Regions from separate parts of the Homo sapiens genome. Here all the other regions are linked to region 1. Evidence: chromatin loops called from intact Hi-C (ENCODE). Cell type or tissue: PC-9. All regions are shown on one strand. Links, peaks and the distances in the headings refer to the core of each region. The heading gives the core; the rest is flanking DNA.

Region 1 (7,339 bases), core at 1,284-6,283:
ACAAGGAAGTGTAGCCCTATTTTGGGGGCTCAGTGGGGAGGGAGAAGTGCAGTGTGCTCTGGGAGAGCACTAGGAGGGTTGGGGGCTGGTGGGAGCTGCATCTAGAGTGGAAGTTTCAGCCTAAGTGTGCCAGGCAGAGGTATCTGCACGTGCTAAGGCCCTGAGCTGGAGGAAGGCAGTGAGTGAAAGGAAGAAAGGTAGCAAAGAGGCCCCTTTTTAGGGACAGAGAATGTGTCACACAGGGCTTCCTAGGGCATCCATTCCTGTTAAGGCTGAATTCTGTCCCCCTCTAAATTTCTATGTTGAAGTCCTAACCTCCAGAGCCTCAGAATGTGACCTGATATTTGGAAATGGGGTCATCACAGTTGTAGGTAGTGAAGAGGTCATACTGGAGCAGGGATGGCCCCTAATCCAATACGACTGGTGTCCCTAAGAAGCGGGGAGGCCAGGCACGGTGGCTCATGCCTGTAATCGCAGCACTTTGGGAGGCTGAGGCGGGTGGATCACCTGAGGTCAGGAGTTTGAGGCCACCCTGGTCAACATGGTGAAACCCCATCTTTACTAAAAATACAAAAATTAGTCAGGCATAGTGGCATGCGCCTCTAATCCCAGCTGCTAGCTAGGGAGGTTGAGGCAGGAGAATCACCTGAATCTGGGAGGCAGAGGTTGCAGTGAGCTGAGATCACGCCACCGCACTCCAGTCTGGGCAACAGAGCAAAACTCCATCTCAAAAAAAAAAAAAAAAAAAAAAAAAGTGGAGATTCAGACACAGACAGGCACCCAGGAGGGAGACGCCATGTGAACATGAAGGTAAAGATCAAACAAGGCATCCGCAAGCCAAGGAACGCCAACGATTACCAGCGCAGCAGAAGCTAGGAGCAGGCCTGAAACAGCTCTTCCTTCCCTTGCAGCCCTCAGAAGGAACTAGCCCTGCTGAGGCCAAGCCTGGACTTCTACCCCCAGAACTGTGAGACAATCAGTTTCTGTTGTTTAAGTCTTCCCAGTATGTGGTGCTTTGTTAAAGCAGGCCTAGCAAACTCAAAATTCCTACTTGCAAAATGGAGATAATGGCCCCTTCTCTCCTGGGTCTCCCAGAGGACCTGTTGGGTTAACCCATTCATTCCTTCAAACTCTCCAACAAGGTCCAGAGCTTGGTGGCCAAGGGCTGTTTTGGGTCTGAGCCAGATCCAAAACACAGTTCCTAGTCCAGGGCCCATAGTTTAAAAACAAAACTATGAAAATGGGGGCTGAGTGGACGGGAGTGATGCTGGGCGTGGGGAGAGCTCTGAGGCCACTGGTGTCCCTGGTGGCCATGGCAGACAACACCCTCTGGGAAGACCCAACAGGCAGAGGGCAGCCCAGGCCCCATGGGGACCTTGGTTCCTCCCCAGAATCCCAGCAGGCCTCCAGCAAACCTCACAGCAGCGTGCACCACACTGAGGGGTGAATGACGGGCACACATGAGTGCACACCTGTGTGTGGAGGGTGAGACAAACCTTCATTTTCTCATAGGCTCAAAAAAAGTGCCTGGGCCGGCTGGGCGCGGTGACTCACGCCTGTAATCCCAGCACTTTGGGAGGCCGAGGCGGGCGGATCACGAGGTCAGGAGATCGAGACCATCCTGGCTAACATGGTGAAACCTCGTCTCTACTAAAAATACAAAAAAATTAGCTGGGCTTGATGGTGGCACGTGCCTGTAGTCCCAGCTACTCGGGAGGCTGAGGCAGGAGAATCGCTTGAACCCAGGAGGCGGAGGTTGCAGTCATCGGAGAACATACCACTGCACTCTAGTCTGGGTGACAGAGCGAGACTCCATCTTAAAAAAAAAAAAAAAAAAAGGTGCCTGGGCCACACTCAGGGTCCCCTGGGGTCCCAGACACCTCAGGTTCTGGCTCACACTCTCCTGGAACCCACATCCTCTGTCACCATCTTACAGGTGGAGAAACTGAGGCCTACGGTGGGGTGGGGTGTATCGGATCCTAGCAGGGGAAGAGCTGGGATGTGGCCTCTCCACCCTCCTGTCCGCTTTAAAGGCCAGCAAATGTGTCAATATTTGCTCAGGGGAACTGCTGGCTCAACAGGCCCCAGAGCCTGCCTGGTGTCTCCCTCTGTAAGATCAGGGGTTGCCTCTGAGCTCCAGCCAGGACCCTGCGCCTGCTCTTCAGAAGGGAGGGGCTCTCCCTGTTGGGCCTTATCAAACGGCAGCTGCCAGAGGGAGAACGGAACAAACGCACGATGCCCATTACGTGGTCGGCAGTGAAAGGTGAGCTCCTGGCCACGCAATCGGGTTTGAACCCCAGCGCCACTGCCTCTTAGCGCTGAGTGCCTTTGAGCCAGCCTCAGAACCTCTCGTAGACTCAGTTTCCTCATCCGAAAAAATGGGCTCCCACGCCCATCTCAAAAGCCTGTCGCAGGGCTGCGGGGACGGCTGGAGCGTGGCTCTGTGCTCCCCAGGCCCGGCAGGGGGCGCCGCGGGTCCTCAGGCCTCGCCCAGTAGCCGCGTGGTATCCGACCCGCAGCTCCGCTCGGCTGGACTCGTCTCTATTCGGCGACCCTTGGCTCCACTCGGCCAGGCTCGGCTCTACTCGGCTGTATTCGGCAGCACTCGGCCAGACTCGGCCTTGTTCCGATCTGCTCGGCTTCGCCCTACGCCGGAAGTGCAAAGGCAGTTTCCCGGCGCGGCTGTGGCTCCGCCCTCCGGGCGCGAGGCCCGGGTGGGCCAGAGAGGCAGGTCCTCGTCCCTCGGGCCCGTGGCGCTGTCGTGGATGTAGGGGTTCCGCTTGCCTGGGCCCTGGGCTATGCAGAGGGAGACACGAACCAGGGTTTGAGGGGGAAGCGGGTGGAGAGGGAGGGGCTCCCCGAGCCTGGCGTGGGGGCGTCTTTCGCCTTCGTTTTGCAGGGAGAAAGGGAGAGGTTGGCGCCAGCCGCACGCCCCAGCAGGCAGGCTCTGCCACTGTTCTGTCGTGTCGGGGGAGGAAGTTGCTGCCCCTCAGTGTCCCTGAGTCTCGGTTTCCCCTCCAACAATCAGCAGGTTTCCCGCCGGGGCAGAGGGCCTGGCGCGGAGCTGGCGCTCTCCAGACTCAGTTTCCCCTTTTGTAAAACATGACAGCCCGCCCAACTCCGCTGAACACCTTTGGGATCCGACGTCCTGAAAGCCCAGGACGGGGAACCTGGTTCCGGAGAGCGAAACTTTCCCCGGCCCCTGGGCGGTTCAACGTGGGGGAGTCGGTAGAACCAGGCCCGGGGCTCTCCTCGTGGGAGGAAGCCGGTTTGTGTGTGGGGGGTGGGGGTTGCTGCGGGGACTGCGGGGGTTTGGAGGAAGAAGCGAGTGCATGGGCGCCCTGGCCTGCCCCAAAGTTCCCTGAGGGGACGGGCTGGTGGGACGGGCGGGGGCCGGGGACCGGGGAGCGGGGAGCGTCCCGGGTTCCCGGGCGCGGGGGCTCTGCCCAGCAGGAGGCGCTCGCGTCTTCCTTTGTTGAAATTGATCTCTGCGCTTGAACAGTTAGATCTGTGACTTGCCACTCAGAGCCTACATAGCGGACGCCAGGAATCATGTTTACTGTCCTGTCTCCCTTTTTGACAGGCACACATTTTATTTTTTAAATACATGAAGCGCGCCGTGCTTTGTAAGCGCTGACTGAATGTGCCTATTTTCACACCCTCTCCTGACCCTGGGCTGGAACGTGGGCGAGTGCAGGATGGTGGCCAGGGGCTTGGCTCTTGGTCAGTATGTGCCTCATCTATCTCGTCTGTAAAATGGACAGACGAGGTAACACGTGTGCCTACGTCAGAGCATTGTTGGAAGGATTAGAGGAGTCAAGATATGGAAGGCCCACAGAATGGTTGGGGAGAAAAGCCAGCTTCTGGAGGCAGGGGAAAGGGTGGGGAGTGGCTGGGGAAGCAGGGCCTGTACCCTGGGTTTCTGCATTGGGGTTACTCCTTTGCTGCTGGGAGTGATAGCAGGGTGATGAGAGCCACCCTGGGCCTGCGCTCCTCCTGGTCATGCTGTTGTCCTGGGTCCCAGGGTGCCTGGGAAAGGGCACACAGCTTTACTGATGGGTGGCCAGTGGGGAGTGCCCCCATCGGGCATTCCACCAGTCGGCCCCGATGGTCCTGGCCTCCTCATGTTTATCTGGCCCAGGGACACCAAGGCTCAGAGAGGTAAACTTGCCCGAGGTCACACAGCTAGGAGGGGGAGCTGAGTCATCACCCAGGTTTGTCTGCCCCAGGGCTGGAGCTCTGTTTTCAGGCCACCTGACCAGCTGAGGAGATCGTCAGAAAGGCTGGGACACCAACGGATGACGCACAAATGGAGGAATTTTCAGGCACGGTCAAAGCTAATGGGAGGGAAAATACTGAAGTGTAATATTCCAGAGTTCTCTCTTGTCTGCTCTGACTCCTGCCAGCTGCCCTGCACCTAGAGGGACAGGAGGCTCTTCTCCGGGGCATTGCATGGCCGGGAGCCAAATGAGCTGGCACCAGAACCTGGTGAGTTGCCTGGCTTTTCAGACCTCAGCCTCCTCACCTGTGAAGTGGGTTGAACAGCTCTTCTCTGCAGAGGAGCTGTTGAGGGCGGTATGGAACACTGCCAGGCACACAGTTGGCCCTTGACAAAACCATTGCTGTGTCCCCAGCCTGTTTCTCCCCAAGTCCCATTGATGGTTCTCTCTATCCCTGTTTCCTCAGAAGGTCAGGTTTTCTAAGCCCGAAGGCTTGGAGCCAGGCAGGAGCTGTCTCCCTCTCCAGTGCTGCCGACTCAACCCTTTTCCCTTAGAAGCAGGGAGGGAGGCTCCCCTTGGCTCCCTCCCTCTGCAGCCCTGGCTCTGCGCCCTGGGAATGCTGCCTGGGGCAGGGCCACGTAGAGAGCAGGGCCAGTGCAGGCCTTTGGGTGTTCCCAGTGGCCAAAGTCCTTTAGTCTGCTTTCCTTTGGGCCCCCTTGCACCCCTGAATGGATGACCTGGGGGATTCCAAGTCGGTTTGGGAGGGGTGACAGCACAAGGCTGGAGGTTGGGAGAGTCTGGCTGTCATCCCAGCTTGGATTGTAGTCTGCCATGTGACCTTTGGGCCAAAGATAAATCCTCCCTGGGCCACAGTGTCCCTGCTGGTCAGATGAAAGAATCAGATGAGATCATTTCTGAGGATCTTTCCAGGCTTCATATTCTTCTGTTTGATTATCCCCCCAAATAAATTGGAAATTGGAGGCCCAAGGATGAGCCCTGGTTGAGGACGCAGAGCCCAGGGGCCGTCCCATCCTCCACACTTGGCCCAGCTGTGAGTGGGGGAATGGGATTTAGCACCTGAAGCCCCAGATTTAAATATATCCCCACTCCCCGCCGGGGTCCCCGCACTCCTGCACCTCCCTCCTCCCAGGACGGCCCTGACCTGCAGGCATTGTTCCCCGCCCATGCCCAAGCCCCGAGGGAATTCCATCGGGTTGGAGAGTCTTCCCTTCTGTAGGGGGCTTTGCTCCTCTCTACCAGTTATGTGACCTTGGGCAAGTCACTTCAGCTGCCTGACCCCAGCTCCCTAGGACTAGTTGAAGTAATGGATATAAACACCCTTTGGGGACCAAAAGCCCCTAGAGAGATGAGACCTGGCCCAGGCAGTAAGTCTTCAACAAATGTAGAATAGGAGGATGCTGTAAACAAGCCAGCCAAAACCCACCAAATCCCTTGGTGGAGGATAAGGGACATTTGAGACAGTCTTTATACAGGAGTCTCGGGCCCCAGGAAGCCAGGGCAGAGAGTCTTTGCCAAACTTCCCCCTGCCTAACAAGAAGGAAACTGAGGCAGGACCCTGCCAGACCCAGAGGCAAACAGGCTGCCCTCCTGTGAACTTGTTGGGGGTCATTTCCACAAGGGAATAGTTCTAGAAGACCAGGGTGAGTCAGTAACAATGGCAGAATTCCAGTCAGAGGAAGAAGACTTTGGTGTAGCTGGGGCTGGAGCATAGAGGAGCGACTTGGCTGCCGCCCTGGCCCTGTGTCAGAGGTGTTAGAACCAGAGCCACTCCATCTTGAGTAGGAGCTGGGTAAAATAGGGCTGAGACCTGCTGGGCTGCATTCCCAGGAGGTTAGGCATTTTTAGTCACAGGATGAGATGGGAGTCGGCAGGACTGGTATCATAAGATACAGGTCATAAATACCCTGCTGATAAACAGGATGCGCTAAACAAGCCGGCCAAAACACACCAAATCCAAGATGGTGATGAAAGTGATCTCTGGTCATCCTCACTGCTCATTATACACTAATTATAATGCATTAGCATGCTAAAAGACACTCCCACCAGCACCATGACAATTTACAAATGCCATGGCAATGTCCAGAAATTACCTTATACGGTCTAAAAGCGGGAGGAACTCTCAGTTCTGGGGAAATCTCCCCTTTCTTGGAAAACTGATTAATAATCCACCCTTTGTTTAGCATATAATCAAGAAATAACCATAAAAACAGCCAACCAGCAGCGCTCAGGGGTGGTCTGTCTATGGAGTAGCCATTCTTTTGTTTCTTTACTTCTCTGTAAACTTGCTTTGACTTCACTCTGTGGACTCACCTCAAATTCTTTCTTGTGCGAGTCCAGGAACCCTCTCTTTGGGTCTGGATTGGGACCCCTTTCCAGTACCATTTTTTCTAGTGAACCACGAAGGGACGATACCAGAAAACACCCTCAACCCAAAGGAAATAGACTACAGCCCCAATTGGCTGACTTTGGGTAAGTGAGGGATATTTTATTCTGGGTAATGTATGGATTTGGGTTAGGTTCCCTCCTCAGAAATAGGGGGTTAAAGGCCCCTCTTAGTGAAGGGCAAAGATGCTTATCAGAAATTGGGTTAGAGGCCCAAATGAAGAAGGTTGGAGTCCTTAGGGAGTTAGAGGTCCCCCTCGGTCATGTCCCTTGGTAAGGAGAAATGGATTAGGCACTATGGGATATTAACCACTATTCTCTTTTCATTAATCTGCCTTGCACTGTTTGCTGACAGCTGTGAGTGACAGGATTAGGCACGTACAGGATCATGGGACATGGGGAGCTTTCTTCTCCCCAAAGGGGGAAACTTTAGAGATGATGAGATTGCTGGAAAAGATACCTTTGCTACTGACAAGCGACCTCCTGAACTATTGATCCAGTGTCAATGGAATGGAGGCCTCTGGCCTCCCTGAGCTCCTCAGCTTCTCCACCCCCCGGCAGGCAATGCTTTTCTTCCTCTCTCCTTTCTCTTTTCTATCTTTTCTGTCACTCAGGGTGACTCTCCACTCTTCCATCTTGCCCAGCTACCATATGTTGAAACTTCTGGTTGGAGGGCATTCCACCTCACTTGGAGTGGATCAAAGATGACAAGGGCC
Region 2 (7,339 bases), core at 1,586-6,585, 260 kb before region 1:
GCCTGTCCTGACAAACACAGAGAGACAGACATCAAGCAGGTGCAAACAAGCAGGAATTTCAGAGACGATGGGGTGATGAAGGAAATAAACAGGAAGGGGACAGTGGAGAATCCTTGGGGAGGATACATTATGGATTTCTTTGCTTTTCTTTTTTATGAGACAGAGTCTTGCTCTGTCACCCAGGCTGGAGTGCAGTGGCACGATCTTGGCTCACTGCAACCTCTGTCACCCGGGTTCAAGCGATTCTCCTGTCTCAGCCTCCTGAGTAGCTGGGATTACAGGCGCCCACCACCATGCCTGGCTAATTTTTGTATTTTTAGTAGAGAAAGGGTTTCACCATCTTGGCCAGGCTGGTCTTGAACTCCTGACCTCAGGTGATCCACCCGCCTTGGCTTCCCAAAGTACTGGGATTACAGGTGTGAGCCACTGCACCCGGCCCTAGACTTCCACGCTTTAAAAAATGACATTATTAATTTTTAAAAATTGCATTAAAATATATATAACAAAATTTACCATTTTAACCATTTTAACCATTTTTTTTTTTTTTAAAGAGACGAGGTCTCACTCTGTTGCCCAAGCTGGAGTGCAGTGGCATAATCAGAGCTCACTGCTGCCTTGAATTCCTGGGTTCAAGTCATTCTCTCACCTCAGCCTCCTGAGTAGCTGGAACTATAGGGGCATGCCACCACACCCTGGCTAATTTAAATCTACATTTTTTTTTTTTTTTTTTTGTAGAGACAGGGTCTTGCCATTTTGCCCAGGCTCGTCTTGAACTCCTGGGCTCAAGCGATCCTCCTGCCAAAGCAATCCTCCTGTGCTTGGCCTTTAACCACTTTTAAGTGTACAATTCAGTGGCATTGATTTTATTCACAATGTTGTGTGACCATCACCACAACTTTTTTGTAATGTTTAATCATAATGTTTTCAAGGGTCATCCATGTTTGTAGCATATATCAGCACCTCATTCCTTTTTATGGCAGCATACTATTCCATAGAATGGATATGTCTCAGTTTGCTCCTGCATTCATGTCAATGGATATTTGGCTTGCTTCCATCTTTTGGCTATTGCGAATAATGCTGGTATGAACGTGGGTATACAGATATCTGTCTAAGTCCCCACTTTCAAGTTTTTCAGGGCATATAGCCAGAATTGCTAGATCATATGGGAATTCTATGTTTAATTTTTTTGAGGACCTGCTGTACTGTTTTCCATAGGAGAGCATCATGTTATATTCTTACCAGCAATGCACAAGTGTTCTAATTTCTCCACATCATGGCCAACAATTATTTTCTTTTCTTTTTTTTTTTTTTCCTGAGACTGAGTCTCACTCTTTCACCCAGGCTAGAGTGCAGTGCCATGATCTCAGCTCACTGCAACCTCTACCTCCTGTGTTCAAGTGATTCTCCTGCCTCAGCCTCCCGAGTAGCTGGGACTACAGGTGAGTGCCACCGCACCTGGCTAATTTTTGCAATTTTAGTAGAGACAGGGTCTCACTATGTTGGCCAGGCTGGTCTCGAACTCCTGGCCTCAGGTGATCCGCCTGCCTCAGCCTCCCAAAGTGCTGGGATTACAGGCGTGAGCCACCACACTTGCCTGTTTTTCTTTTTTAAAATAGCCATCGTCTTGGGTATGAAGTGGCACCTCATTGTGGTTTTGATTGGCATTCCCCTAATGATTAGGGATGTTGAACATCTTTGCAGGTGTTATTGGCCACCCATTGTATAATTTCTTTGGAGAAATGTCTATTCAACTCTTTTGCCCAGTTTTTATTCAGGTGGTTTTGTTGTTGTTGTTGAGTCCTCATTCTTTTTTTTGACAGCCTCATGGTATTCCACGTAATAGATGTACAGTTTTCTATTGACCAGTCAGTCCTCTATGGATGGGCATTTGGATGGTTTTCCCAATCATGTGCTTTTCAAACAATGCTACAGTGAATTTTCTCATACACGTGTTATTAAGTGCAGATGTGAGTATATTGGAGGATTGGTGGATTAAAGAGAAGGTGCATCTGTGGCCGGGCGCAGTGGCTCACGCCTGTAATCTCAGCACTTTGGGAAGCCGAGGCGGGTGGATCACGAGGTCAGGAGTTCAAGACCAGCCTGACCAACATGGTGAAACCGTGTCCCTATTAAAAATACAAAAAAAATTAGCCAGGCGTGGTGGTGTGCACCTGTAATCCCAGCTATTCAGGAGACTGAGGCAGGAGAATCACTTCAACCCGGGAGGCGGAGGTTGCAGTAAGCCAAGATCGCACCATTGCACTCCAGCCTAGGTGACAGAGTGAGACTCCATCTCCAAAAAAAAAAAAAAAAAAAAAAAGAAGGTGTATTTATCATTTCGGTAGACGCTGTCCAATTGTCCTTGAGAGTGAATGTGTTCCTTTTTATTCCCACCAGTCATGTAAGAGAGCATGGCGCGGCTATAAAACAAACACGTATGTTTTCGGCATCGTGCCAAAGATTTCGTCTTCCCTGGGGAAGCTAATCTGACATTTCCTCATACTGATGAAAACATTGGCCTAACATTGCACTCTGTCAAGGGATTTGCAACTTAATTGCATTTTGTTCATAAAACAATTAATATTGCATAACTTGCCATCAACAGAACTAATTTTGACCCTGCACTATGACAAATCTATTCATGCTTTATGTTTTAAAAATCCGCTCAAAGCTAAAAAAAAAAAGCTACTATTCGAATACCATTAAGCTGATATCAAAACTCAGACTCGATTGCAACGTGTCTCCCAACCTTTCCAAATAGCACAACATTTATTTTTCTCAATTCCTTTCCAGAGGTATATCCATGAAAATTCATGAGTGGGAATTCTTTTATCAAGAGTATCTAACAAGATAAGGGAACAACTCACATATCAAATATTAACTCAGCCTGAACATATGATACTATACGTGGATTTAGAGAAGCAGACAGCAGCTCTTTACCAAGCCCACACCAAACCACATGCTCCTCCAACTGTAATCAAGAAAGTAACTGAAATTGTTTGGGCAAATCAGGGCCTAATTAAAAGAGATAAACAGATGATAACCCCATTAACTCCATTATACGAATATATGTTTATAATGAACCAGTCACAGTTTTCAAGAAGAAGGCGGATGTTCTCAAGGGGTAAAAAGTCTCATAAATGAGGTACTAACTTGTAAATAAACTCAGGACAGCAAATTCTATATGTTCTGTAAGCAGCTAATGTGATATTTATATTAACTATAATAAAGATACATGCCAAGTAAAACATGAGGTGCAGGTGAATAAATGAGACATTCTTAATCAGTATAGATTAAAGCCATAGTAAATACACATTAGCTTTGTACTTAGTGTCAATCTAGAAGCTGGTCTACATAAATATCAGCTAACTTCTCTTTCCTTGCATGAAACCTTCAAGTTCACCTAGTTCAACCTCTCTCCCAGCGGAGGAATCCCAGGTCGCCTAACCACAGTTCGCCTTTCTCCAATGACGGTAGTTTCACTATTTCAAAAGGCAGTGAATCCATGCTGCTTCTGATTCGCTGCCCAAATTGGGAGCCGGTGATTTTCTCCTCCTCTGAGGGTTGTCCAGGGTGCACCATCTTCCTCCCCAGCCCCCTGAGATTCAGAGACACAGAGTCACCCAGAGATAATCTTTAAAGCTCCCCAGGTGATGGCAAGGTACAGCTAAGTGTGGGACCTACTGCCCTATAATGATCATCCATGATCTGCCTTGTCAGCTGTACATGCATTTGTTTATTCTTCATTCATTACTAGCATTTATTGAATACCCACGCTAGGAGCTGAGAGTACATACATGTTATTTACCTAATGTCTTTCTTTACATGGACCCTTTTGTATCTAAAGACATTCGTTTTAAATATTAATGAATCTGATGGATCAGATACAATCAAACTAGATACATAACTCTTAAAGAAGTTCATCGCTATTATCTAAAAATTACCCTGATAGTTTACTAGTGTTATTCACATGACCTTTTAGGAAATAATGAGTTCATTCATTCCTTCATTCACTCATTCCTTTCTTCCTCCCTCCCACATATGCTAAGTCTCTCTGACAGTCCATACGCAATGACAGGCACCCTCCCTTGCCCCCTGCTGGAAAATGCTCAGTGTCTACCTGCCACCCACAGTCACACCCCCTGCTGCTGGAACAGGAATGGAGCTGTTCCCAGCTTCTTTGGGCCTTTATGAAGCACATTCTTAGGGCTCTGTGCTCCTCCCACAGGTGCCCACCCTTTCCTTCACCCAGCCAGGCAGTCCTGGAGGTGTGTGTGGGGAATGCTGCTACCTGGCTGGATCCGGGGTAGGAGTCCCAGTGGACAGTGCAGAACATCACCAGCAGGGGGCACTCATGCATCACCACTGGCTTCTCACCTGGCCCAGGGCAAGGCAGGCCTGGCTGGAAGGTTAAGATGACTGGGGTGCCACTGAGGGGACCAGGCTAGGCTTGGGAGGGGCCCTATGGGATAAAAGGGCACGAAAGTGGGCCCCTTGCACTCAGATTCTAAGAAAATCCTCCCCAGCCAGGGGGAAGAAAAGCACACAGCACGTCTCCTTACCAGATTTAACAAACATGACCATCTGGGGGACAGCAGCCATCAGTTAAATAATCCTGCCATTTGGTGAGGGGCAAGGTTGCCTCTCAGGCACATGCTGGTTCTTTGTAGGGAGAGGAGTGGGACAGAGAGCAGACCTTCAGGCCAATGGGGCTCTCCTGGGGACTGGCCCTCATATCCCCACCTCCAGCCCAGCCAGGAGAAGACCAGTCTGGGTGGCCCGGGCCTTCTGCAACTGTCCTTTACCAGTCCCTTGGGCCTCATGTTCCCCTCCTGCAATCATTCCCACCCTACCTGCTTTTCCTGGGAGCATGAAGGTGGAAGTGTGTTGCCAACAGAGGAAAGCCATCTAAACAAAAACAAGGGAATCTAAAATGGAGCTCGCCTGCCCCCATCCTGCCACCCCCTTCCTACTTCGGAATTTGTGTGCATTTGTAATCTGTGAGTCTGTCTCATTGTGCATTGCTGGAGCTGACGATTAGGTGCAGTGGTGGCTCTCGCCTTGCCCTCTGATGACTTTTCCCTAATTGGTTTAATCTGTATTTTCACGCACTCACTGGAAAATGAGAAGAGCCGCCAGCTTCTCCGAGGAGCTGGGATGAGGCGTGAACCCTACGAGAAGGGTCGCGGGGGTTTGCGGCTCCTGCCATGGGGGCTGGGGAGGTCACAGGAAAATGGCAGACTGTCCTTGTTCTTGGGTACTCACAGTCCCCGGGCGAGGAGGGGCACGAATGGAGGAGGTACAGAAGGCGAAAACGTACTGGGGGCCTGCGTACCTGGGAAAGGAGAGGTGGGGAGAGGAAACCCTGACTGGGGTTGGCTCCCCCCGGGCAGAATGTCTGTCCGTTCAGGGGCAGGAACGGGGGCACCCAGGCAGAGAGATCCCAGGGGCAGAGTGTGAGTATCTCAGTGCCAGCTACTTGTGTTTCTGTGGCTTTCTCTGGGATAGGACAATTCTGTGGACCTCTCTCTGGATTTGTCATGACTTTGGGAAGACAGCTCGGTGGGTGTCTGAGTCTAGTGTGTTGTCTGTGTGTATGAGTGCATGAGTGAGTGTGTATGTGTGTGAGTTGGGTGTGACCACTGGTGGCTGCTAACTCTCTATTGCATTCGGCTTCCAGCCCTGCAGGGTTTCCTTGTTGAACCTCTGGGGATCCTGCCTTGGGACAGAGGTGGCTAATGCAGCAGGGGGCGGGGGTGGGGCTAGCCTAGATAGAGGCTTAAGCCCCTACTGCTGGGGTAAAGCGATTACCAGCGTGTGTGTGTGTGTGTGTGTGTGCGCGCGCGCGCACGCGTATGTGTGTGTGCGCCTTTAGTGGCTGCAGAATCCTCAACCACCCTGAGAGGGTCCAAATACTTGCCCCTGGCCTTCCCTCCCTTTCCTTGCCATGATTCGCAGCCCCCCAGCTGACCTCGATATGTTCATTTACTCTAAGACGCTGTGCTCTGAAATTGCTTCTCCTCCTCGGAGTTCTCTGGCTCTGATAGTGAAATTTCCACTAGTGTCAGAGGGGAGACAGTTTGGGATGTGGGGAGCTTCTTGATGCTGCCTTAGAGACATGTACAAATTGGGACCCTTGACCTTGCGTTTGACAAGTGAATCACTTATAATCACCACTTATTTTTACTTGCATCAACCTCACCAAGACGAAGAGCTTTGGGTTGCTCCTTCTGGCGCCAGGAGCCCCTACGCAGGGTTAATGATGATAAGAGAAGTGAGTGTGACTCAGCAGATGGAATGTTCCAATGCTGGTGAGTAAATTCAGTTTCCTATAACAAACAGACAATAAGGAAATTAGGTTCTCACCGTGAACCTGAGAATGGTGCTGATCCTTAATAGCCCCTCCTGTGTAGCAGGCACCGCTGTAAGCTCTTCCCAGATCAGCCGCCCTCTGTTGCCCATTTCACAGATGAAGAAACTAAGGCACAAAGAAGTGAAGTAATTTGCCCTGAGATTAACCAGTTCACGGAGCAGGGATGTGAGCCCAGGCAGTCTAGGGTCCTTGCCAAGTACCCAGCCACTGTGCCCTGCATTGCAGGGCAGCCCCGCACGTGGTCACAGTGTGGAATTCATGGTGTTTCCTGCAGCAGAGCCGCAAACCTTAGTCTTACCGGAGAGCTTCTTGCCAGCGACTTGATTTCACATGGCAAAGAAAGAGTAGGACAGGTTTAAAAGAGGCTTTTACTATACCCAACTGGTATTCACTTCGTGTGTCTGTTCTCTGTGGTTTGTAAATATTCTCCGGCTTCCCCTTGATCTCTACAGCAGGGCACGCTGTCCATGACAGCACTTTGCTTTCTCAACAGCGCTCGTGTCACCAGCTCGAGCCGCAGCCATCTGCATGGAGCACTGTTGACATTGCAGCCGTGGGGCCCACTCCAGGTCTGGCAGAGGCTGACTCACAGCGTCAGGGGGCTGGGAATGGAATGCTGGTCTTTTGGGCATCACGGACATCACAGAGGGAGGAAGGGAGGCTGGGGGTGCATCTGTAAAACGGGGGTGCAAGGGGCAGGGGTTGTACAGTGGTATCTACCTCACGGGGTTTGGGTATCAGTCAGGGCTTATTTCCCTTTGCTGAGAACAGAGGCTGGAAATATTGATAATAGTGGTTTAAACCATATCCAGACTTCTCACTCTCTCACCTAACACGTCGGGGGTAGGCGTCCTGGGTTGGTGGGGGCCCCAATGGTGTCTTCAGGGACCCAGGCTCCTCTCTTTCAGTCCCACCCGCCTTAGCAGCCAGCTTCCATCCTCAAGGTCACCTCATGATCCAAGATGG
Region 3 (7,339 bases), core at 1,586-6,585, 420 kb after region 1:
ATGGCTAGTATATTGCTAAACGTCCCTGTGCTTCAGTTTCCTCATCTGTAGAATGGGCATAATGATAGTCCCCAATTCATGCAGTTACTATGAGGCTTAAGTGCTTATTCCAGGCCTAGCACATAGTAAGCGCAAAGTGTCCCCTATCCTAAACCCTGGCATTGGACTTGACCACCCAGCCATGAGTGATTTTCCTTTTTTTTTTTTGAGACAGAGTCTCACCGTCACCCAGGCAGGAGTGCAGTGGCGCAATCTCAGCTCACTGCAACCTCCACCTCCTGGGGTCAAGCGATTCTCCTGCCTCAGCCTCCCGAGTAGCTGGGATTACAGGCATGCACCACCATGCCCGGTTGATTTTTGTATTTTTAGTGGAGATAGGGTTTCACCATGTTGCCCAAGGCTGGTCTCGAACTCCTGACCTCAAGTGATCTGCCTATCTCGGCCTCCCAAAGTGCTGGGATTACAGGCGTGAGCCACCGCGCCTGGCCATGAGTAACCTTTGACACAGGTTTGGGGTAAGATGGTTTGTGGCATATCATGGAATAAGTGGAGGTGAGGGAATGAAAGAGGGCCTGGAAAGTCCTTGGAGGAGCCATACTTTCAAGGATGAAATGCAGGAATAAGGGATGGTCTCCCTTGGAGATGTGGGAAAGGCTCGAGCTTGTGTGGGCAGCAGGGGTGGCAGAGGGCAGCAGACGCAGAAGGCTCAGAGGGGATAACAGTCAGGGCACTGGCTGGAGAGGATATCAGGGGCTGCAAATCCTTAATTAGATGGATTGGTTTGGGTAGAACAGCCACCTCTCCTCTCTGAGAGTCCAGGTGTAAATCAGGACATGGGATGCAGGGTTGGAGGTAGGAGGAAGGAGGGGCATTTGAGCTGGGTCTGGACACCTGCCCAGAATAGAATTAGGCAGAGCCCCTTCCCCTAGTCACAGAGATAAGCATCTTTGGGTTAAGACAATGTTTATCAAATGTTTATTGTTTCCTAGAAGGCTTCCTGAATTTGACTCCTAGCTCAGCTACTGTGTGACCTCTGACAAGCTACTTAATCTCTTTGTACCTCAGTTTCCTCACTTGTAAAATAGGGATCTTGAGATCATGATGCTACCTGCCTGTCCAGATGGTTGTGAGAGTGAGATGACACAATCTAAGGAGAGAGCCTGGCCTGGGTCAGTGACGGCAGGCTGTTAATTTTTTTTCTTTTTTCTTTTCTTTTCTCTTCTTTTCCTTTCTGTTCTTTTTTTCTTGAGATGAAGTCTCGTTCTGTTGCCCAGGCTGGAGTGCAGTGGCGTGATCTCGGCTCACTGCTACCTCCACCTCCCGGGTTCAAGCAGTTCTCCTGTCTCAGCCTCCTGAGTAGCTGGGACTACAGGTGTGAGCCACCACACCTGGCAAATTTTTGTACTTTTAGTAGAGATGGGGTTTCACCATGTTGGTCAGGCTGGTCTCGAACTCCTGACCTCAGGTGATCCACCTTCCTCGGCCTCCCAAAGTGCTGGGATTACAGGCGTGAGCCACCACACCCAGCCTGGCTGTTATTATCATGTTATTAACTAGTATCATGAGCGGCTCAGTTTGAGAACCAGTGGGTTAAGACGATGATTCCTACAGAGACCCATACTAAAGTGCAGTCATTTTGACTCATATTTATAGAACTCCTACTATCAACCAGGCACCAGGATATGATGGCTGCCAAGGAGACGTGGTCCTCCCTCAAAGATTTGCACCAGCAGGTAGTAGAGGCTTGCTCTGGCCAGTCATTTAATCCCCACTACAAAACCCCAGGACCAGGGATCTATTCATGCTCCCATTCCACATGGGAGGAAACAGGGACAGAGAGGTGTAGTCAGCTGCCCAAGGTCACACAGCAAGGAAGTGGTGGAGCTGGGATTTGAACCCCAGGGGTCTGTCTGGCTCTAGAGCCTGCAGTGGTGTGCCCCGACAGTAACTACAAGTGGTGGTGACTGCCACTGGTGTCCAGAGTGTGCAGGACATGGAGGGCAAATGATGTTTGAGCTGAGAAAGGCATACAGGAGTTAACTAGATGAGTGAGGGCAGCAGGGCTAAGGCCCTGAGGCAGAACGGGCAAGTCGAATGTGAGGATGCAGAGAGCCAGCTGCTGGGCAGATGAAAACTGCCAGGGAGGAGGCACTGCCCACTCACCAGTCCTGACAGCTCCGTGGGAAAGGTGGACTTTCCCCCAAGCACAGTGGGAAGCCTTTGGGGGACTTTCAGTGGAAATGCGGTGATATTTAGAAGTATCACTTTTTACAGCTGAACGGGACTCAGCCACACAAAAGACCGAGCGCACTTTGAGTACAGACATGGGGCCACTCCAAAGTACATTAGATGGAAGAGCGGGTGCTGGCTTCTATTTGCAGAGGGAAGAAGGAGAGAAAGAATGAGAATGTGTATGTGGCCAGGCACGGTGGCTCACGCCTGTAATCCCACCACTTTGGGAGGCCGAGGCTGGCGGATCACCTGAAGTCAGGAGATCGAGACCATTCTGGCTAACACGGTGAAACCCCGTTTCTACTAAAAATACAAAAGATTAGCCACGCGTGGTGACGGGCGCCTGTAGTCCCAGCTACTCGGCAGGCTGAGGCAGGGGAATGGCTTGAACCCTGGAGACGGAGATTGCAGCAAGCCGAAATTGCGCCATTGCACTCCAGCCTGGGAAACAGCAAGACTCTGTCCCAAGGAAAAAAAAAAAAAAGAATGTGTATGTGCTTTTGTGCTGGGATATATGTAAAATCTCTCCGAAAGGGTACATAAGCAACTGTCAGGGGCGGGACGGAGGGGACGTTCTCTGTAGATTTTCTCTTTTAAATGTTGAATCTTGGGGTGAGATTACCTATCCGAAATTAAGATTTGTAAAGGACGATGCTGGCCGCTGGGTGGAAAATGGAACCCAGGATGTCTACGGCGTATTCCAAGGTATGATGCGAGAATGAAACTGGGCTATTAAGTTTCCAAGTGCATGAGGTGAGGAATCAACTAAGATGGGCCCTGAGTGTGGTGGGTGCAGCTGCCGGGGGAGGGCTGTTCTGGGAAGGGCACTGTGTCGCGCAGCTGCAGGGTGTTATATGGAGTGGGGGCCGGGGAAGGGAAAAAAGGGTAGAGTGTCAGGGACCCACTCAACTTTGCCTCTAGCAGAATTTGACATAGCTTCAGCCTGGGGCACCCAGAATTCCTTGGCCCTCCTTGAACACAACCACCCAGGCTTTATGCGTGGAGTGTGGAAAGGGGGCAGTGAGGGAAGGCGGCAGGTGCGAGAAGAACTCTCCAGCAGGACTCAGGAGCCCTTGGCTCTGGGATGTAAATCAAAGCACCGCGCCTCAAAGAGAGGCGCCCAGGTGATGTCTCAGCCTCTCATTCTCAGTTGGCGAGCAAACGGACAGAGATGCACTAATGTGGAACGTTCTGGAAAAGCGGCTCTTGGCTTCTGCAGATGGAGTATCTCGGGCTGTTAAAGGGGGCCTCCGGGTGGCTCTGGAGGGATGATTTGCTCAACTTTAAATAAAGGCGGCAGCAAATAAGTCAAAAGGCGGCAGCCCTTCTGCCCTCCTGCAGCAGACAATTTCCCGGCTGCTGCTGCCCCCTGCTGACAGAATCAGGACATCGCGGCCTCCGTGCCCCGCCGAGGCCACAGCTCAGGCCTCCACTTTGCATTCCGGGCGCACAGAAGGTGAGTCAGTTCCATTTCCTCTGCCCTTTATTGAGATGGCCACCGCCAAGTACTGCATCAGCGGAGACATAAACAACCGGGCCCACGTGAACAGTGGAAAAAAGAACAGCAAAGGTCATTACCGAGAGAAGGCAGTGCACCAGATGTGACAGTGCGTTATAGGAAATTGTAAAACAGAACTGTACCACCGCATTATAAATCCTCCTCCAGGGACTCATGGCCACCCCAGTGGCTGTTCATCAGAACTGGTGCTCACTGAGTCTTACCACGTGTCAGGCGTGCTGGGGACCCCTTGCATGTGGCCACTCTTCTGAGCCTCAAAGCGCCTACTGGAGCAGGTGGGAGGAGACTGAGACACAGAGGAGAGGTGGCAAGACAAAGATTCAAGCCCAGGAAGCCCGAGGCCCAAGGCCTTGTAGATTGCAAGTGCAAAATCAATATCCTTTATTCAGTGGGTTCATACATCTAAATCAGTGCTTCTCATCCGTGGAAGATTTTGCCCCCCAGGGGACATTTGGCAATGTCCAGGGACATTTTTGGTGGTCTCAGCAAGGGAGCTTGCTCTGGCATCTAGTGGGCAGAGGACAGAGATGCTGTCTATATTGCTCAGGACAGCCCCCATAACTAAGAACCCTTCACCCCCAAATGTCAATAGTGCCGAGGTAGGGAAACCCTGATCTAAATACATAAAATTTCTACAAATCTATTAGCACTCTCTTTTTGGCATTGCCTCTGACATGAGGGCATTTGAGCAAATCTGCTTTAATGTATGAAAGATATTCTTCTTGAGAATTCATGCAGAATCACTCTCAATTATTTAATTTCCCCTAAAATCTCCTATTTACCCAATTGTTGGATTCCATCCAACAATTCTGCTACTACACCCTATAAGTGAAGGGGCTGTGATGGGGCCCAGGCAGAAGGAGAACCCCCTGGCTGTCAAGACACAGTGGCAAAGGGGCTTGGGCCCTGCATTGGGGATGATCAGCCCTGGCGCTGTGCGTGGAATGTTGCTGCTGTCCCTGGCAGGGAGCCGTGGCTCATCCGCATGCTGCTCTTCAGGGATGTCGGGACGTGTTCAACCCCAGGATGATTGAACAATTTCTGGGAACAACTTGTCAGCAGCTGCCCCTCCACTCCCCTCTTATCCAAAGCCCCAGTAATCAGCCCCAACAGTCTAGTCCCTGGCTTTGGGAAGCAGCACTGTTAATACTTCCTCTTCCACAGAGCATATGGGTGTAGCTAGGGGTGCAGGCTAGGGGTGGGAGAGGACCCAGGATGAGGTTACCCCATCTGAATGGTCATTGCACATCTCTCAGTAGTAAGCCCATTGCTTGCCCAAAAACTGATATTCAAGAGTTGGTGCTTGTTGAATGAATGAATACACAACCGGAAGGGTAAACCCTATGAGAGTCATTCATTCATTCAGAAGTATTTACGGGGTGCCTCACCATGCAGGGGACTGTCCTAGATACTGGGTGAACAAAAGAGACCAAGTGTCAGTTCTCATGAAGCTTACCTTCTAGTGGAGGGCGACAGATACCATATAAATAAACTAATAAATATGGAATATAGGTGGCCCTCTGCATCCACGGGTTCCACATCTCTGGATTCAACTAACTGCACATTGCAAAAATAAAAAAATAACAATACAACAATAAAAATAATACAGATAAAATACAGTATACCAATATTTCTATAGCATTTCCATTGTATTAGTTATTGAAAGTAATCTAGAGGTGACTTAAAGTATACAGGAGGACGTGTGTAGGTTTTGTGCAAATATTACAACATTTTATATAGGGGACTTGAGTAGCCCTGGATTTTGATATCCATGGTTACCAATCCCCCACGGATACAGAGGGACAGACTGTGTAATCTCTGGTAGTAGTGAACGCTATGAAGAAAGTAAAGTAAGTCAAGGATATTGAGACTGACAGATTGGGGGCGATGCTTAAATTGTGTGTTTGGGAGGGCTCCCCGAAGGCATGACGTTTGAGCTGAGATCTGAAGATCATGAAGGAGAGTCATACAGCCTCATTGGGAACAGTGCGTACAAAGGCCCTGCGGTGGGAACGTTCCCGAGGAGCTTGAAAAACAGTAAAATGACCCAATAGAGTAGATAAAGGTGGGTCCTGGCATTAGCTAAGAAAAGCAGTTCTCAACATGAGCTTGTGTCGGAGTCACCAGGAGGCCTTATGGAAGCAGATTGTGGGCTCCACCTCCAGTGTTCAGCTGGTCAGGGGTGGGGCCTGGGAAAATGCATTTCTTACTAATCCCCAGGTGATGCTGGTGTGCCAGTCCAGGGATCAGAGCATAGGGTATTTGTTCTTTCTGCACCACATCCTCCCCTATTCAACATTGACTACATGCAATCATAGATCATTACTGCTTGATCATCTGCCGCTCCACTGGGCTAGATGGTTCTGTCCACCTCTACGTCCTAGTGCTTAGCAAGCACTCAACAGAATATTTGTTGAATTAATTCCTCAAACAAGGGTTCTACTCTGGGTCTTGCCATTCCACCGTGTGTTCCATCTGCTGCCCTCCCAGAGCTCTGAGCCTTTGCATGTGCTGACCCATCCACCCAGCATTTGCCTTCCCCTGTGTCCACCTCGCAAATTCCTACAAGGCTCTCCTTTCAGAATATCCTTCCCGACTCCCTCTCCATCCACCCAGGGTTAGGAATGCTCCTCGAGGTGTACATAGGGAGTCCCATATCCACCTGTGGCACAGTGACTTGTCCACATGTTGGTCTTCCTTTCTTTACCAAAGATCGTAGATGAGCAGCCCCCAGGTTGAACCGGTCAACAGAGGTTTCTACTGCAGCTACAGTGTTTTAAATTTAAGTTCATTGCCAACACTAACAGGTCAGGGGATTTCACACAAAAATCCAGATTCCTGGCTCCTCTAGAAAAGTGTGCAACCCTGGGCCCGTATTCCCACATTGCCGTGATATCTCACCCAGAGGTAAAGCCTGGGGCTCTGTCATCCCCACCCTTCAGTGGATCCAGCAACCAACACCATGCCTGGCTGATGGTAGGCACTCAAGAAAAGCTAATTAATGAAAATGGAGAGACTATGCTGGATAATGGGGGAAAACAAAGAAACAAACATTGGTCCCCAGAGTCAAGAGATCTGAGGCTGGTTCTGGATCTGGCTGACTTGTTGCATGACCTTGGCCTCTCTGTGGCTCTTTCCTTTCTTCAAATGAATGAGAGTTTCCACTTCCCAGGGTCATGGTTTCATACAGGAGAGAGGATGTGAAGTGCTTAGCAGATGCCTCACATCTAATGCTCAATCAACGCAAGTTATTACGGCAAGGAACTCAATAAGTATTTGCTCTTTAGGAAGGGTGAGAAGGAGTTCAAATCCATCTCTGCTACTCACTAGCTAGGTGACCTTCGGTGTTTCACTTAATCTCATTTGGGCCCTAGTTTCCCCATCTATCAAATGGGGATGATACATGGTTATTGTGAATATCAAATGTAAATGTGAAATTAAACTAATTAATCCCTAAAATCACTTAGAACAAGGCCAGCCTTAAGTCTGTGGTCAACATAGGCCAGCTGTGACTATTAGAGCTGCTCAGAAATGGGATAACTCGAATTGCTCAGGAGCCCCCATGGCTCCAAAATTCTCTGACCACCT

Evidence for each region. Peaks named below come from ENCODE experiments on the same cell type or tissue, not always from the same donor. Only the 100,000 strongest peaks of a DNase experiment are listed, where the experiment ranks them.
Region 2: it touches region 1 in a loop (2.4-fold over the local background); 6 of 110 quality-filtered maps call a loop at or near these places.
Region 3: a loop joins it to region 1, with 15 times the contacts of the local background. A loop is called at or near these places in 39 of 110 quality-filtered maps.

Annotation. Positions count from the first base shown.
Region 1 is chr22:37,194,752-37,202,090 of GRCh38, reverse strand. It overlaps a transcript of C1QTNF6 not described here. Among named protein-coding and RNA genes, the nearest start is that of C1QTNF6, 10 kb to the right of the region's middle. RefSeq lists enhancers at 1,012-1,061, 1,082-1,171, 3,243-3,812, 3,813-4,383 and silencers at 2,361-2,540, 3,331-3,560. In PC-9, for the core only: CTCF peaks have their summits at 2,233, 2,433 (motif pointing right), 3,238, 3,450 (motif pointing right) and 1 weaker place; DNase peaks (open chromatin) are centred at 2,590, 4,280, 4,820, 6,070 and 2 weaker places; H3K4me3 peaks cover 3,405 bases; H3K27ac peaks cover 4,048 bases.
Region 2 is chr22:37,454,514-37,461,852 of GRCh38, reverse strand. No RefSeq gene overlaps it. Among named protein-coding and RNA genes, the nearest start is that of MFNG, 28 kb to the left of the region's middle. In PC-9, for the core only: CTCF peaks have their summits at 4,137 (motif pointing left) and 4,340 (motif pointing right); DNase peaks (open chromatin) are centred at 4,292 and 6,312; H3K4me3 peaks cover 95 bases; H3K27ac peaks cover 910 bases.
Region 3 is chr22:36,778,470-36,785,808 of GRCh38, reverse strand. No RefSeq gene overlaps it. Among named protein-coding and RNA genes, the nearest start is that of IFT27, 6.0 kb to the right of the region's middle. In PC-9, for the core only: CTCF peaks have their summits at 3,399 and 3,599 (motif pointing left); a DNase peak (open chromatin) is centred at 3,678.